Regions from separate parts of the Homo sapiens genome. Here region 2 is linked to region 1. The links are chromatin loops, found by intact Hi-C in ENCODE. Cell type or tissue: mammary epithelial cell. All regions are shown on one strand.

The links. Peaks named below come from ENCODE experiments on the same cell type or tissue, not always from the same donor. Only the 100,000 strongest peaks of a DNase experiment are listed, where the experiment ranks them.
Region 2: a loop joins it to region 1, with 10 times the contacts of the local background. A loop is called at or near these places in 3 of 110 quality-filtered maps.

Annotation. Positions count from the first base shown.
Region 1 is chrX:149,148,776-149,156,775 of GRCh38, reverse strand. No RefSeq gene overlaps it. Among named protein-coding and RNA genes, the nearest start is that of IDS, 350 kb to the left of the region's middle. In mammary epithelial cell, no CTCF peak of the experiment used is centred here; a DNase peak (open chromatin) is centred at 4,235; H3K27ac peaks cover 549 bases.
Region 2 is chrX:149,283,512-149,291,511 of GRCh38, reverse strand. No RefSeq gene overlaps it. Among named protein-coding and RNA genes, the nearest start is that of IDS, 220 kb to the left of the region's middle. In mammary epithelial cell, a CTCF peak has its summit at 4,459 (motif pointing right); no DNase peak of the experiment used is centred here.

The sequences.
Region 1 (8,000 bases):
TTATATGCTCCCTAGGAGGAAACAACTTTAAACGTAAAGGCACAAACCATCTAAAAGCAAACAGACAGAAAATGAAATATCTTGCAAATACTAATGAAAGGAAAGCTGGAGTGGCCTTATTAATATTAGACAAAGTAGATTTCAGAACAAAAATATTACCGGGGTAAAGAGAGTAATTTTATAATGATAAAGGAGTCCATTCATCAAGAGGACATAAGAATCTTAAATGTTCATAAACCTTAAAATGGAGCTTCAAAACTCAAAAAACAAAAACTAATAGAATTTCAAAGAAAAATAGACAAATTCACAATTACAGATTTCAATACCCCTCTATCAATAATTGACAGAGCGAGTAGACAGAAAATCAATTAGATTATTGGAGATTTGAACAACAGTCTCAGCCAAGCTAATCTAATTGACATTTATAGAACATTCCACTCAACAGCAAAATACAAATTATTTTTAGTGTACACAGAACATTTAACAAAATAAATCATATTCTAGAACATGAATTTAAGAACACAACTTATGTTCTTTGACAACATGGAATTAAATTAGAAATCAATGCTAGAAATATAACTGGAAAAATCCTCAACTATTTGCAAGTAAACAACACACTTTCAAATAACCAATGGGTTGATAAAATCAACCAAAAGAGAAATTATAAGGTATCCAAAAATAAACAGAAATAAAAATACGACATATTAAAATTTGTAGAATGCAGCTTAAGTAGTCATTAGAGGGAAATTTATAAGTATCAAAAAGTTTATATTAGAAACATTGGGTGCACATGGACATAAAGTTGGCAACAATAGACACTGGGGACTACAAGAGAGGGGTTAGAGCTAGGGGAGTAAGGGCTGTAAAACTACCTGTTGGGTACTATGCTCACTACCTGGGTTGTGGGATCATTCATACCCAAAACTTCAGCATCACACAATATACCCATGTAACAAATCTGCACATGTACCCCCTGAATCTAAAATAAAAGTTGAAATTATTTTTAAAAATTTAAATATGTTTTTAATTTAGATGCAATATATTCTAATTGGTGAATTTGATTGTAGTTTTTGCAGGATATCACATTTTTTTTTTTTTGAGACAGAGTCTCGCTCTGTCGCCCAGGCTGGAGTGCAGTGGCGCAATGTCGGCTCACTGCAAGCTCCGCCTCCCGGGTTCATGCCGTTCTCCTGCCTCAGCCTCCCGAGTAGCTGGGACTACACGCACCCGACACCACGCCCGGCTAATTTTTTTGTATTTTTAGTAGAGGTGGGGTTTCACCGTGTTAGCCAGGATGGTCTCGATCTCCTGATCTCGTGATCCACCCGCCTCGGCCTCCCAAAGTGCTGGGATTACAGGCGTGAGCCACCGCGCCCGGCCAGGATATCACATTTTAAATGATATTTTGTTTTATGCTGTGTGGGAGGTTGTAACTCGTGGTACAAAATGTAAAACTGGGGTAAAAAGAATAACTGCTTACACAAACAATTTAAACGCTTATACCTTAGTAGTAATGAAACTTACTGAAAAAGAATAAATAGCTATATTTTTGTCTTCTTAAAAAATGCTTATATTGGAAATGAAGAGAGGTTTCAAATCAATTACATCAGCACTAATATTTAAAAATTAGATTAAGAAAAGCAAATAAAACATAAATTAAGCAGAAAAAAATAATAAAAATCAGAGAAGAAATCAATGAAATAAAATACAGCAGAATATTTTTTAAAATCAATGAAATGGATAGTTCTTAAAGATCAGTAAAATTGATAAGCTTCTGGCCAGACTAGTAAGAAAACATAGAGATGACACAAATTACTAACGTCAGGAGTGACAGAGGTGACATCTCTTCAGATACATTAGATGGTAAAAAAAATAAGGGACTATTACCAATAATATTTTGTCAATAATATTACTAAGTTAGATATAGTGGTAAAATTCTGTGAAAGATGCAAAGTATCAAATCTCACTGGAAAAGCTATAGAAAATTTGAATAAGCTATATCTATTACAGAAATTGAATTTGTAGTTAATCACCTTCCTGCAAAGACAACTCTGGAGCCATGTAGATTCACTGGCGAATCCTACTAAACATTAGAAAAAGAAATAATAGCAATTTGCAAACTCTTACAGAAAATTGAATTGGATTTTGTCAAATGTTTCCTATTGAGGTGATTATATACTTTTCTTTTGTAGTCTGTTAATATGGTAAATTACATTGATTTTCAAATGTTCAGCTAACCTTGCATTGACAAAATCCAACATCCATTCCTGATAAAAATGCTCAGTAAACTAAGAATAGAAGGATTCTTTAGTCTGCTAAAGACCACTGCTTCAACATTGTAGTGAAGGTTTTCACCAGTGTAAATAAGAAAAGTGAAAGAAATAAAAAGCATCTAGATTTAAAATAAAAATTAAATTATCTTTATTTGCAGATGACATGTATATCTAGGTAGAAAATCTGATTGAATCTGCAAGAAAACTATTTGAACTAATAATTGAATTTAGCAGATACAAGATCAATGTACAACAATTAATTGTAGTTCTAAATAGTAGCAAAGAACATTCAGAAATTGAAATTTAAAAACAATACCATTACAATACCATTTACAATAGCTTAAAAATATATAGGGATACATTTGACAAAACATGCAAAAGAACTGTACACTGAAAGCTGTAAAATATTGCTAAGAAAATTGAGGCAAACATAACTAAATGGGGATCTGTAACATATTCATGGATTGTTAATGTGTCAATGCTCCCCAAATTAATGTACAGAGTCAACATAGTCCCATTTAAAAGTCCAGCAGTTCTTTTAAGAAATTGACAAACTGGTCTTATAATTCGTATGGAAATTCAAAGAACCTACAATAACCAGAACTTTGAAAAAGGAGAAAAAAGTTAAAGGATTTTCACCACCTGAATTCAAGACTTATTATAAAGCTACAGAAAGCAAGGTAGTGACATAAATATAGAAAAATAGATCAATGAACCAGAAGATATGATCAATTTAATGTAGATGAAAGAACAAAGGCAATAAAATAAATAATGTAGATGAAAGTACAGTACATTGCAATAAATGATGCTGGAGCAATTGGATATCTATATGGAAAAACACACAAAAAATAAAACATAACCTTGGTTCCATACTTTACACCATTTAAGAAAATTAACTCGAATCACAGACATAAATATAAAACCTAAAATTGTGAAACTTCTGGAAGTAAGCATAGGAGAAAATTGTGACCTTCAGTTAAGCAAAGATTTCTTTGCTACAACACCAAAGTCATGATTAATAGAAGAGAAATAAAAATGATAAATTGAACTTTATCAAAATAAACATTTCTGTTCTTTGAAAGACACTGTCAGAGAATGCATACAAGGTGTAGACTGAGAGAACATATTTGCAAAGCATATAAATAATATAGCTAATAAAGGATTTAATTCTAGAATATATAAACAACTTTCAAAACTCAATAATAAGAAAATGAACACCTAAATGAACAAATGAACAAAGGATTTAAATAAACTTTAAACCTATGAAGATACATAGACAGCAAATAAACACATGAGAAGATTCTTGGCATCATTAGTCATTACGGAAATGTATATTAAAACCACAATGAGATACCACTACATACTTACTAGAATGACAATTAAAAAGAGAGTCAAGGAGATGGTGAAATTTGTGTCATACGAGGTAACTCTATGTTTAATAATTTGAACGACTGCCAGAATACTCTATTTTGTTTTATTGCCTGATTGTCCTGGCTTGAAACTTCAGTACAGTGTTGAATGGAAGTGGAAAGAGTGAACATATTTTTCTTCTTCCTGATCTTGGGGGACAGCATTCAGTCCCTCACCATTATGTATAATGACATTTGTAGGTTTTTCATAGATGCAGTAGGTTGAGGAAGTTCCCTTCTTTTTCTAGTTGTTTGAGTGTTTTTATCATGAAGTGTTATGGACTGAATGTTTGTATCCGCCCCCCTCCAAAAAAAATTCATATGTTAAAATCTTAACTTCAAATTTTTCTTGGACAAGGTGACTGACTAGAAGTAGCTAGTGTGTGCCACTCTCACAGAAAGCAGATGAGACTGGCTAGTTAACACTAGCTCTTCAGCTGGAATGTTCAGGAGGACATCCTGAACATTGCTTTCTTGAGAGTCATCAAAGAAGCAATGTGAACCATGTAGAGCAGAGAAAAGCAAGACAGGACAGCCACCCACTCAGGGCTGGTGCAGAGCCAAGAGAGGCTTACCACCGTGGGAAATGAGTGAGTGAGAACCCCTAGAGACTGACACTTCTGCCACAGACTTTTGCAATCCTGGGCATAGGAAATTCTCCCTTGCTCCCTCCTCCCAGGGCCTCCAGACTGAATTGAGAGCTGCATGGAAGCTGGAAAGAGCTGCTGCTCAGGCCTCCATGGAGCCCAAGGTCCTTGAATCCCTAAGCACCCCAGCTCCAGCTTGCATGCCCCCAGGATAGTGACTACACCCATGGTGCTGAGGAGCAGATGAACTACAGGCCTTGTCTCTGGTACACCTTGTCAGGCATAGTCAACTGGCCTAGGACCCCAGTGCAGTCACCCTACCCCTTCCTGAGCACTTGGACCCATAGAAGATCTGCATTTCTCTGGGATGGAGGTCCCAGAGGCAACTGACAGGCCCACCATTGTTGCAGCTGCCACAGCCCCCACTCATACAGCCCTCAGTCTATGGAGGGAGGGAGGAAAGAGCCTAAGTTCTATCATAGGCCTCCAGCAAACCACAGCTGCCTTATGGAAAAGCAGCCAAACAGTTTTTCCCATGAGTCCCTGCCCCTCCTATTCTTTACTGGGGTGGACCTCCTAACCTGCGCCTCCAGTATAGCTACGTCAACCCTGCCTGAACATTTCAGTGGGTGGCAATACTGCATTTCTCTGAGGAGGAAATCCCAGAGGCAGAGAATCCCACAAGTTCTTCTCCATTGCCACTGCAGCAGTGTCAGCTTTGCTTGAGTGTTATTCAGCTCAATAGGCCCTCTGTCTTTTTGCAAGGGCAGAGGGCCAATGTGACAGCTTTCTGTATCCCAAGTTCTCACCCAGTATCCAAGAAAAATAGGGTCACACATGGGCCTGAAGGATGAATGCGGAGTTTTACCGAGTGGTGGAGGTGGCTTTCCGCAGGATGCATGGGGAGCTAGAAGAAGGGGATGGAATGGGAAGGTGATATACCCCTGGAGTTGGGTCCCCCAGTGGACTCCTCTCCAACCACTTCAGTGGAACTCCTCTTGGTGTTCAGATGATCCTCCTCTTCTCTCTTTCTCTGCTGTGTCATTCTGCCATTGTCTGCTGATCTGCTGGCTTGCTGGTCTGCTTCTGGAGCCTGGGGTTTGAGGTTTATATGGGTGCAGGACAGGGGTCATGGTGGGCCAAAAGGCAACTTTTTGGGTGCAAAAACAGGAATGTCTGTCTTCATTTAGGGTTGTGGGTCTTCAGGTTTGAGGGTGGGGCCTTTGCCAGGAAACTGCCATCTTCTACCCAGTATTTCCCTCTCTCCTGTCCTTATCAGAAGGACCCCTGGCATGGGCCTGCAGTGTAGCTACCTCACCCTGGCCTGAAGGTTCCCCTTTGCAATGTTTTGTGTCTCTCTGGGGTGGAATTCCCAGAGGTATCTGACAGCCCCTCTGCTACTGCCAATGTAGCAGTACCTGCCCTTGCTACCACCAGTCCAAGAAGGGAACAAAGAGCCTGAGTGCTTTACTCACACCTCCAGCATGCCATAGCCACCATACAGAGAAGCCAGACTGTCTTCCCCGCAAGCCCCCCACCCTCTTGCTCTTCACCAGGCAGGGCTCCTCAGTTTGGGCCCACAATGCAGCTGTCCCACCCTAGGCTGATGTTTCTGATTGGTAGCTGCTCTGTGTTTCTCTGGGGTGGAGTACCAAGGGACAAGTGAAAGGCCCTCTGCCATTGCCAGTGCCAAGGTCTCTGCCCATGCTGTCCCCAAGTTGGGGAGGGAACAAAAGCCTGAGCTAGCCCCACAGCTGCAGTACACAGACTGGGAGTGTCAAGCCGACGTCTACAGCCAGCATTGAGGGGGAAAGGAGCCCACACTCTCAGAGCACTGAGAGGGAGCATGGCTACAAATGCAAGAAAATACAGAGAAGACACTTGGCTAAGGGCCTACCTACCATCCATTATGCTTAAGCACCATCTACTGGATTTACTGGATTGAAGCTCAAACTTCAATGCCAAAATACTTTGTGAATATACCCCCCTGTGAAATAAAAGACAGAATTCAACCACAAATAAGGGCCTTTCAGAAAGCCTCAGCCCTCTGAAAACATCCAGAAATGAAGACAACTGGCCATACTCAAATTGTACCACATTTAAAGGAACATCAGCCCATACAGATGAGAAAGAACCAGTGAAAGAACCCTGGAAACTCTAAAAGCCAGAATGTCTTCTTACCTCCAAAACTGCACTAGCTCCCTAGAAACAGTTAATCAGAATGAAATGGCTAAAATGACAAGCATAAAATTGAGAATCTGGATGTCAACAAAGATCACTGAGATGCAGGAGAAACTTGAAACCCATTTCAAGGAATCTAGTAAAATGAGTCAAGAGATGAAAGATGAGATTGCCATTTTAAGAAGAACCAAACTGCACTGATAAAGCTGAAAAACTCACTACAAGAATTTCATAACATAATCAGAAGTATTTACAGCAGAATAGATCAAGTTGAGAAAATAATCTCAGAGCTTGAAGACCAGTTCTTTTTTTTTTTTTTTCTTTTGAGATGGAGCTTCACTCTTGTTGCCCAGGCTGGAGTGTAATGGTGCGATTTCAGCTCACTGCAACCTCCACCTCCTGGGTTCAAGTGATTTTCCTGCCTCAGCCTCCTGAGTAGCTGGGATTATAGGCATGCAACACCATGCCTGGCTAATTTTTGTATTTTCAGTAGAGACGGGGTTTCTCCATGTTGGTCAGGCTGGTCTTGAACTCCTGACCTCAAATGATCTGCCTGCCTCGGCCTCTCAAAATGCTGGGATTACAGGTGTGAGCCACTGCACCTGGCCAAAGACCAGTTCTTTGAATTAACTCAGTAACATAAATATAAAGAAAAAAAATAATGAACAAAATATCTGAGAAATATGGAATTATGTAAGGAGATGAAATCTACAACTCTTCAGCATCCATTAGAGAGTGGGAGAGAGAGCAAGCAACTTGGAAAACATATTTGAAGATATGATACATGGAAATTTTCCCCAACCTTGCCAGCAAGGTCAACATGCAAATTCTGGAAATTTAGAGAACCCCTGTGAGATACTATACAAGTAAAACATCTCCAAGACACATAGTCATCAGATTCTCCAAGGTAAATATAAAAGAAAAATGTTAAAGTCAGCTAAAGGGAAGGGGCCGGTCGCCTACAAACAGAACCCCATCAGGCTAACAGTAGACCTTTTCTCAGAAACCCTACAAGCCAGAAGAGATTGGGGGATTATATTCAATATTCTTAAACAAATTTCAACCAAGAATTTTATATCCAGCCAAACTAAGCTTTATAAGTGGAGGAGAAATAAATCCTTTTTCAGACAAGCAGGTACTATGGGAATTCATTATCACCAGATCTGCCTTAAAAGAGGTCCTTAAGGGAGTGCTAAACATAAAAATAAAAGACTGGTACCTGCCACTGCAAAAACACACTTAAGTCCACAGACCATTGACACTATAAAGCAACTACACAATCAAGTGCACATAACAACCAGCTAACAACACAATGACAGAATCAAATCTGTACCTATCAATATTAATCTTGAACATAAATGGGCTAAATGCCCCACTTAAAAGGCAGAGAGTGGGCTGGATGTGGTGGCTCACGCCTGTTATCCCAGCACTTTGGGAGACTGAGGAGGGTGGATTGCCTGAGGTCAGGAGTTTGAGACCAGCCTGAGCAATGTGGTGAAACCCCATCTCTACAAATACAAAAATTAGCCAGGCGAGGTGGTGTGCGCCTG
Region 2 (8,000 bases), 130 kb before region 1:
TATCCTCACGTGGTCAAGAAAGAGATCATCTCTCTTGTTTCTCTTCTTGTAAGAGCAGTAATCCCATTCATGAGGGCTCTACCTTTATAACTTAATTACCTCCCAAAGGCCTCACCTCCCAATTACATCCTATTGGGGATTGGGCTTCAACATATAAATTTGAGGGGTAGGTACACAAACATTCAGTCCATACCATATGCTTCAGGAAGAATACATTCTAGTCTGTGCTTTGCCATAAAAAAATCTAACTGTGAGACTAAGGGAAAGGGACTTTCTTTTCTGGGCCTGTTCCCTTTCTGTAAATGAGTTGTTACTTTTAATTGATAAAATGTTCACTCTAGTTTTTAGGGAGCGAAATTTTCCTTTTTCAAAATCATTTTTTTTGTGTGTGTGGAATCCAAATAGATTTTTAAAAAAGTGGGGGCAGAGATTCCAATGTTCCTGCTATGCCTAAAAGTCAGAGATGTTGAGGGCAGGTCTGGGTATACACTGCTGCTGCCTCCTATCCTACAGGACCCAGGTCATGTTCATTGGTCTAAGGTGTTGAATTCAGTGGCATTCTGGTCACTTCCCAGGGGTTCTGAAGTTTGGCAGGTGTATCTGGTATGACAATGTGCATTGATGTCACACATCCTGGGAACAGAGGTGAATTCAGAGCCTCCCTCTCATGGAATTGCCAGGGTCTAGGACAGGAATGAGGTGCTCATGTCATTGCTGCCACTTGGCTATCTTTGGTGGAGCCTGAGGAAGACCCCAGTCTGCTTTTCCCAGCAGTTGGAGCTTGTAGGATATCTCTGGAAGTTCCTGCTGGTCCCTGGAGGATACAGCTCTTCTTAGCTGAGACTGCCTCTCTGGCTCTATTAGAGCCATGGGCCTTGGTGTGTGGAAGCTGGGCCAGAGTTGTTCACCAGGTATGGGGGAAGTAAAGCTGGAGTAAACATCAGTGCCTCAGGTTTTTGGAGCAAATCCTCCAAGGGCTAGTAAAAGAACAGATGAAAATGAGATCTGTCTGCAGGCCTTGTCTCCATGGAATGATATTCCCTGGGGAAGCCATGCTGTTCCTCAAAGGAGGAAGGCCTGGACTTTGGAGTCAGGCACCCCCTAAGTTTGTCTCTGTTGACTCAAAGGGTGTTTTTCTGAGAGACAGCACTAGGCTGGGCCTCTGAGGGGGTGGTGGGTATCATGCACTAACGATGCAGCAGGATACAAAGGGAGGAGTAAGCCGAGTGTGGTGGCACACACCAGTAGTCCCACCTACTCAGAAGGCTGAGGCAGGAGGATTACTTGAGCCCAGGAATTCAAATTCAAGACTACAATGAGCAATAATCACACCATTGCACTCTAGCCTAGGTGACATAGTGAGATCCTGACCTTCCCGACTAAAAAGAAGGGAGTGGTCACAGCTCCTGGAACACAATAGATGTTGAGTTTATGATGGCTCTTACTAATTCCTTCCTCCCACAACCTACAACTTGAGCCAAAGCTTTCTAAAATCTTGTCTTGAAAGCTTCATCAATAACAGGAAACGCATATTTACACAGGGTCCAGATGCTGCCTCAGACTCCTTCCCAACACAGCACTCAAGGCAGCCACTCCCACTCATTGAAAATTAGAAGGTGAGATCAATCGTTTTTGCTATACCTGATCCAGTTGCAGGCAGGCTAGCCTAAAGGAGTTATGGCTCCTGGCTGGTGATGTTCCAGGATGTCAGGCCAAATAGCCTCTGGCCCTTCCTCAGATACCTGAGATCCTCTGTGGGCCCCTTTTCCAAGCTGCGGAGGTGGGATTTGTGGGGCACGTGCCTAAGGAGCAGGCCTAGGAAAGAGTGAGATGAAGCAGGCTGGTCCCCATTGCCCACCCCTCCCACCTCAAGAGCCAACCAGAAAGATTAGTTCATCAAATAAAAGAGAAAAATGATTCCTACATTACTCTTAAATGGGTGATTATAAGATTTTGGGTAACAAAAGCAATAATGATTATATTGCTCAAATAATAAAAATGGAGAAGGGTTGCACATCTGAGCTGACCACATAGGAAGCATCAGGCCTAGCAGCAGGGGCACTGAGCAAAGAGCTGCTGGGGACCCCTGGCCACTGCTGCATGGGGAGAACAGCCATGGTGGAGAAACCTCATTTTCCCTGGGGACAAACCCAATTCTGCCCTCTCTTCGGAAACCTGGTTATTTCACTTATGTCTTCTTAAAACAAACAGAACAAGACAAGGGCTCCTGATGACAATAGCCTGATGTGCATTTGTTTTGGCACAACACTCTGGGACTGCCTTTGGAGTCTCTGACTACACTAGGGGGAGAGAAAGCTAAGGGTGAAGGAAGCCCTGGTCAACAGCTGGCCCTGTTGTTGGGCCAAGCCTCAAACAAGACCTGTTTTGATCTGTTCCTCGTCCAGCCACAGTGGACTCCTGCGAAGGAGAGACTACTGATGGCCTGGGGAGGTCCTTCTGTGAATCCTATGCTTTGGCCAAACCACATTCTTCATTGCTATGCAAGCACACCCATGCTTTCTTGCCTCTAGACCTTTGTGCATACAGTTTTGTTTTGTTTACCTGACAGCTACCCTATCTTGTGCCCTTTTGATTACTTTCTCTCAATGTCCAACTCACCTAAAAGACCCATCACAAGTGACATTTCCTCAGGAAGCCATTGCTGGCACCATCTCTCCCTACCTCCCTTCCTTATCTAAATTAATTTCTCTCTCTCTCTCTCTCTCTGTGTGTGTGTGTGTGCTTGAACTCTCTTTAAGAACCCAGGAATTTGTGCTCTTATTTTGGACATTTGTAACTCTGCTATGGGCCCATCTCCTCCACTAGACTGGGAGTTCCTTGGGGACAAACTCCAGACTTGCCTTGTCCCTGGAGTTCTCCAGGGGCTGGCCTGACTTGCAGTGGGCAGGAAAGTGTGCTGAATTGTATTTTGAGCTCAGTAACTCAATCCCAGGCTAGTTTAAGTAGGCTAAGGTATGGTCCTTAATGGCATTGCACTTCCCACCCTGTTGCCTGGCATGAAAGCATGTGTTTTCTAGTAGCATATGGCAGTGCCAAACCCTAATTGGCTAGGCCAGACCTCTGCTAACCCTCCATGGAGATTGATTGCTGGAACTGTACCCTAGTTCCTGAGTTGACAACAGACTTTCACTTAGCTTGTACCATCCTCTCTCCTATATAAATGGATGACAGTGTAGACCCATTAAGGTCTTAGCTTGGAGTGGTTGATCTAGGAAGAGGATGTCCTCGAGGGCTTTCTTATGCCTAGTGATCTCTGAAAAGTCCAAGACTCTATGTGATCTTATGAACTCATAGATCTCCAGTGTTAGAAGGACCTCAGAAAGTATGCACTATAACCCCTTCAGCTTAAAAGTATGGTAACAGAGGGGGCATATGAATTGTCTAGGGTCACAGAGCAAATCTATGGAAGGGATAGGAAGAAAATCTAGGTCTTCCGACTTCTGGCCAGTTATTCATTAAGTACATCCTCCTTTCTCTGTTTCCTGGTCACCCAGTTAACAAGACACGGTTAAGGATGTATGTAAACTGGTGAGGGGCTTGAACATTTCTGGGTTTCAAGTGTATAATTTTTAGAAAGCAATTTATCATGATTTATAATTGATTAATATAGAATGCCCTTTCAATATGCGGAGCAAAATTGTCATTAATAATTCACTGGATTCTACATTTGAGTGACTGTATAAATTGTTAAAGCAGTTGGAACTCCAAAATCCCAGAGCAGAGTGTCAAAAGTCTCATGGTGAAAATTCTCTAAATGATTATTGTCAATGTTGATGAGACTGCGATAAGACTGGATCCCTGGGATGTTTTAGGGACTGTGCAAATTGGAGCCGGCCCTTGGGGTTGCATTGCGTGTCATCCACTCACAACAGACTCGCTCATTCACTCTCATTTGTCTAGTCTTCTACTACATATGTGCCAGCCCACTCTGTCCTTTGGAATCTCACTTCTCCTAAGCTATGCTATGGAGTGGCATTTGGTCCCCAGTTTCCTGTAAGTAATGCCTGGGAAAGACAAAGTTCTATACTTAAGGGTGGCCACTGCAGCATTCTTTATAAAAGGGATATATACAAGTTACTTAGAGGAGACTGCTGAGTTTACTCAGGACCCATCACTGACGGATGATGTAGAACTTCAGACAGCTGGCTATAAAGACAATGTAGAAGCACATAAGATGCTTATGGTCAGCGAAACAAATGCCTTCTGTAGAGCAGGACTGCCTGAAACACTATTATGTCCATGCAAAAATGTGACTGATGTAAACAGGGGCTGGAAAGGGGTTATTCAAAATGAAAGTGTTAGCTTTGCTGTGGAGGTACGGTTGTGAGTGGTCCTTCTGTTTCCTAATTCCAGTTTGCTTGATTGATTTCACCTATTCACTTAAAAGGAAACAAAGCCTGATGTCTGCGGTCAATGCAATATGGTGTAGTTTTGGTCTTCTGCCAGCAGGTGGAGATGCCCCGCTTTCTGTTTCCTGGCAGTCAAGCTACCAGAAAAAAAAAGCCTTGGTCTCAGTTGGAAAGTCCTATAGATTCTCTGCATTTTTATTTAAATATCTAACCATGAATTCTCCAGCACCCAATGAGCCCTGAAAATTATTTCTGATCAGATTATGTGGCTTCAAGGGAACAGATCCAAGTTTTAAAGGCCTGAAGCTTACATAATTTGGGAGGCCTTTTTGAGAAAAATAATTCAAAATTACAAAATCAAGTGCAGAGCCTTGTAAGGGGCCCCTGCAAACATGGCCCATTGAGCTGAGTCTTCATGAGCTTCCCAATAAATCCACTTGAGACTGCTGTTCTTCACAGTCCATCTGGCCTAGGGAGGAAGGGCATTGCCATGGGAAGACCACAAGCTCTTTGAGGGATGGGTCATGTCTTTATCCCATCAGGCATTGGTAAAAGGTTTTTGACTTCCCTGTTCTTTTCAGTTTAATGCCGAGTGTTTAGTAGGTACTCAGTGACTGGGTATTAAATCAGAGGAAGCAGAAACAGGGGCTAGGAAGAAGCCTGGAACCCAAACTCACCTTGTATGGCAGAGGAAGCTTGAAAGTCATGCCTCTTCATCTCATTCTTCTGAGAGCACCAGCTAGCTGGATGGCAATGACCAGAAGTGCTGCTCTGTGGGCTTCCCACACATCAGCTACCACATGCAATTCATCTCTGGATTCCGGAGGGTCTGGATTATGCAGTCTTATTTATATAGAGAGAGTTTGACAACTTGAAAGACCCCTTCAGCATGAAATAGGTAAGGGAAGATTTTCCTTTAAATTATCCTTAAATTAAGTTTAAATTTAAATTCAAATTAATATGCACAAATAGTTGTGTCTGCAATTCATCTTAATTGCCCTGCCCCATTTTCTTCCTATACTTTATATACAGGTAGTCACAATCCTCCTTAATATAAGCATTCTGGTGACTGGCTACTTTCTTTGACCCTTCTGTTTATAGGAATGGTTAATCTCTCTCTCACACAACCATGGCATCTCCTTCTGGAATCATACCACCTGCTTATTCTGGTCTATAATGGATCAACCAGCAGTGGTGTCTGATCCTTATAATTTTTGTAACTTGTCCCTAAGGATAACTCCATACTGAATAGGTTTCTTCCTTGTCCTGCCTCCCTCACTACATCATTTGGGTTCGACTAGGCTGTAACAGCAAATAAACCCATACATCTAATGGCTTAACAGAAAAGAACTTTACTCTTTGTGCATGTAATAATCCAGAATGGCCCAAGAGTGGCAAGGGCCTCTGTTCCACACAGTCATTCAGGAGCCCAAGCAGAAGGAGGCTCTGCCTTCTTTAGCACATGGCTTTCAGCATCACTGTGATTATCTCCAACCCAATTAAGCAGAAAAGGAAAAACACACAGGTGCCCATGTTAAAGTTTGTAATGGGCCAGCCCTAGAATTTACACACCTTGCTTCTGCTTAAATTTCATCCACTAAATCTTAATGACATGGTCACATGTAATTGCAAGGGAGACTAGGAAATGTAGTCTTATTGTGCATCCAAGAAAAATAAATAGATTCTGGTGGACAGGTAGCAGTCTCTGCCATATCACATATAGCATGGCATATATTAATAAGCAGTTTAGGTTCCTCCCAGACATTAATTTTAAGATGTTAGAGTAAGAATGTTTTTACTTTTCGCTTTGAAACAAAATTGGGGAAAAATGAATGAGAAACAAAAACAAAGACAGTATTTTTGTTGAAACTGGGAAACTCCTATAATCAGGAACCAGACAAATAAGATGGGATGTCACATGCAGTGAACTTTGGACTGGAGTGATGGGGGCTCCAATAGAAAATAACTGCTTTTCCAAATCTTGAGGAGAGCTGGCAGAGCACAAAATTCTCCAAAGTAGGTGACCTGCTCAGAGGGCAAATCTAATAATTTTTTGTTTGGAACAATAAGATCTGGGTGGCTGTTTAGCTGAGGGAATCTCCCCAACTTCCTTGGATACTTTAAAATGGCAGGGGAGGTAGGAATGAGTGAGAAAACTCACGGATACTCCATCTTTGTAAATGTGCAGCATGTAGAAGAAAAACTGTGGGTGTTAAGCAGCTCTGTAGCAGCCATTCTTTGTGAGCTAAGAAGAAAGGTTAAACCACCTCTCAGTCACTCTCTATTGCACATGAAGCACATTCACAAAACCCGCTTCACAACCTTCTCCCACAAGACCATGAATCATAAAGGATTTTTCTAAGAATTAGGGGATTTTCTACTAACGCAGAACACAGCCCCAGCCCCTCTTCCACACTACTTCTTTCAAATACCTGCTCTAGGAAGATTTCTGCTCACTCAAGGATGACTAATAATAAAAAAGGAACAAGGAGATCCATACAAAAATGTCACAAAATGGTGGAAAATAGCAGGACAAAAAAGGCAAACAGCCTACACAGTATGAACATTTTGATGTGGAGTAGATGAAAATCATGACCAAATATTTGTTTAAGAACTCAATAACTTAACAATGGAAGTAATTTGTGAATTAAGAGCTTAATGCAGAGGTATAAGGAATCAAGAAAAGCAACAAAAATTAAAATTGAGCTGCCTGTATCTAGGACACAAAGTAGAAGAGAAAACTAAAATCATCAGAGAAATTATGGTTAGCTTGTAAATAGTAGTAAATGGTGACACAATATTATCATAGTAGCTGATGTAAGAGTACAGATTGTTGACAACAGAAAAATAGATAGCAGCTTTGAGGCAATTGAGCAAAATGAAATGGAAATTATAAAAAGTGATTAGAAGAAAATTGTAGATATGGAAGACAGGCAAAGACAGAATTAATGTTTTCTTCTTTAAGAAGAAAAAACTAGAGAAGTATAAAATATCCAAATATGTAAATTTAAAAACTTTACTGATATTAAAAAAGATTTGAATCTAAGGATCTAAAGGGCATGGTGTTTCTTAAGGAAAAAAATGTCTAGTCAGCACTGAACCATAGTCTAGTAAGGTTTCCTGAAATAAAGACAAAGAAAAATAATCCTATGGGGCATCTAGGCAAAAATGATCAAACTACTATAACAGCAAAATAAAAAAACACAAGTTGGCTTTAGGCTATCCTACATACAACATTACATGACAGTAGAGAAGTACTTAAAAAATTACCAAAAAAAAGATGATGTGAGCCAGTAAATTTGAGCTAGCTAAATTGTCATTCAGGTGTAATGGTGACAGATAAATATTTTCAAATATGCAATAATGTTTCATGGGCTGTAGTTTCCAAGAACACTTTTTTGAAGACACTACTAGAAGATAAAGTTGAACCAAAAGGTGAATGGGAAAAACGGTGGCAAAAATAAATGTAGAACTATGGTTAAAGGTTATAACAATTATGGGAACTACCACTGCAATATACATGTAAATGTAATCAACCACGATGATGAAGAAATATTAAAATACCCAGTAAAAATTAGGGAATGTAAGGGGAGAGAAAGTGAGATTGTGCGTGTAAGATGGCATGTTTAT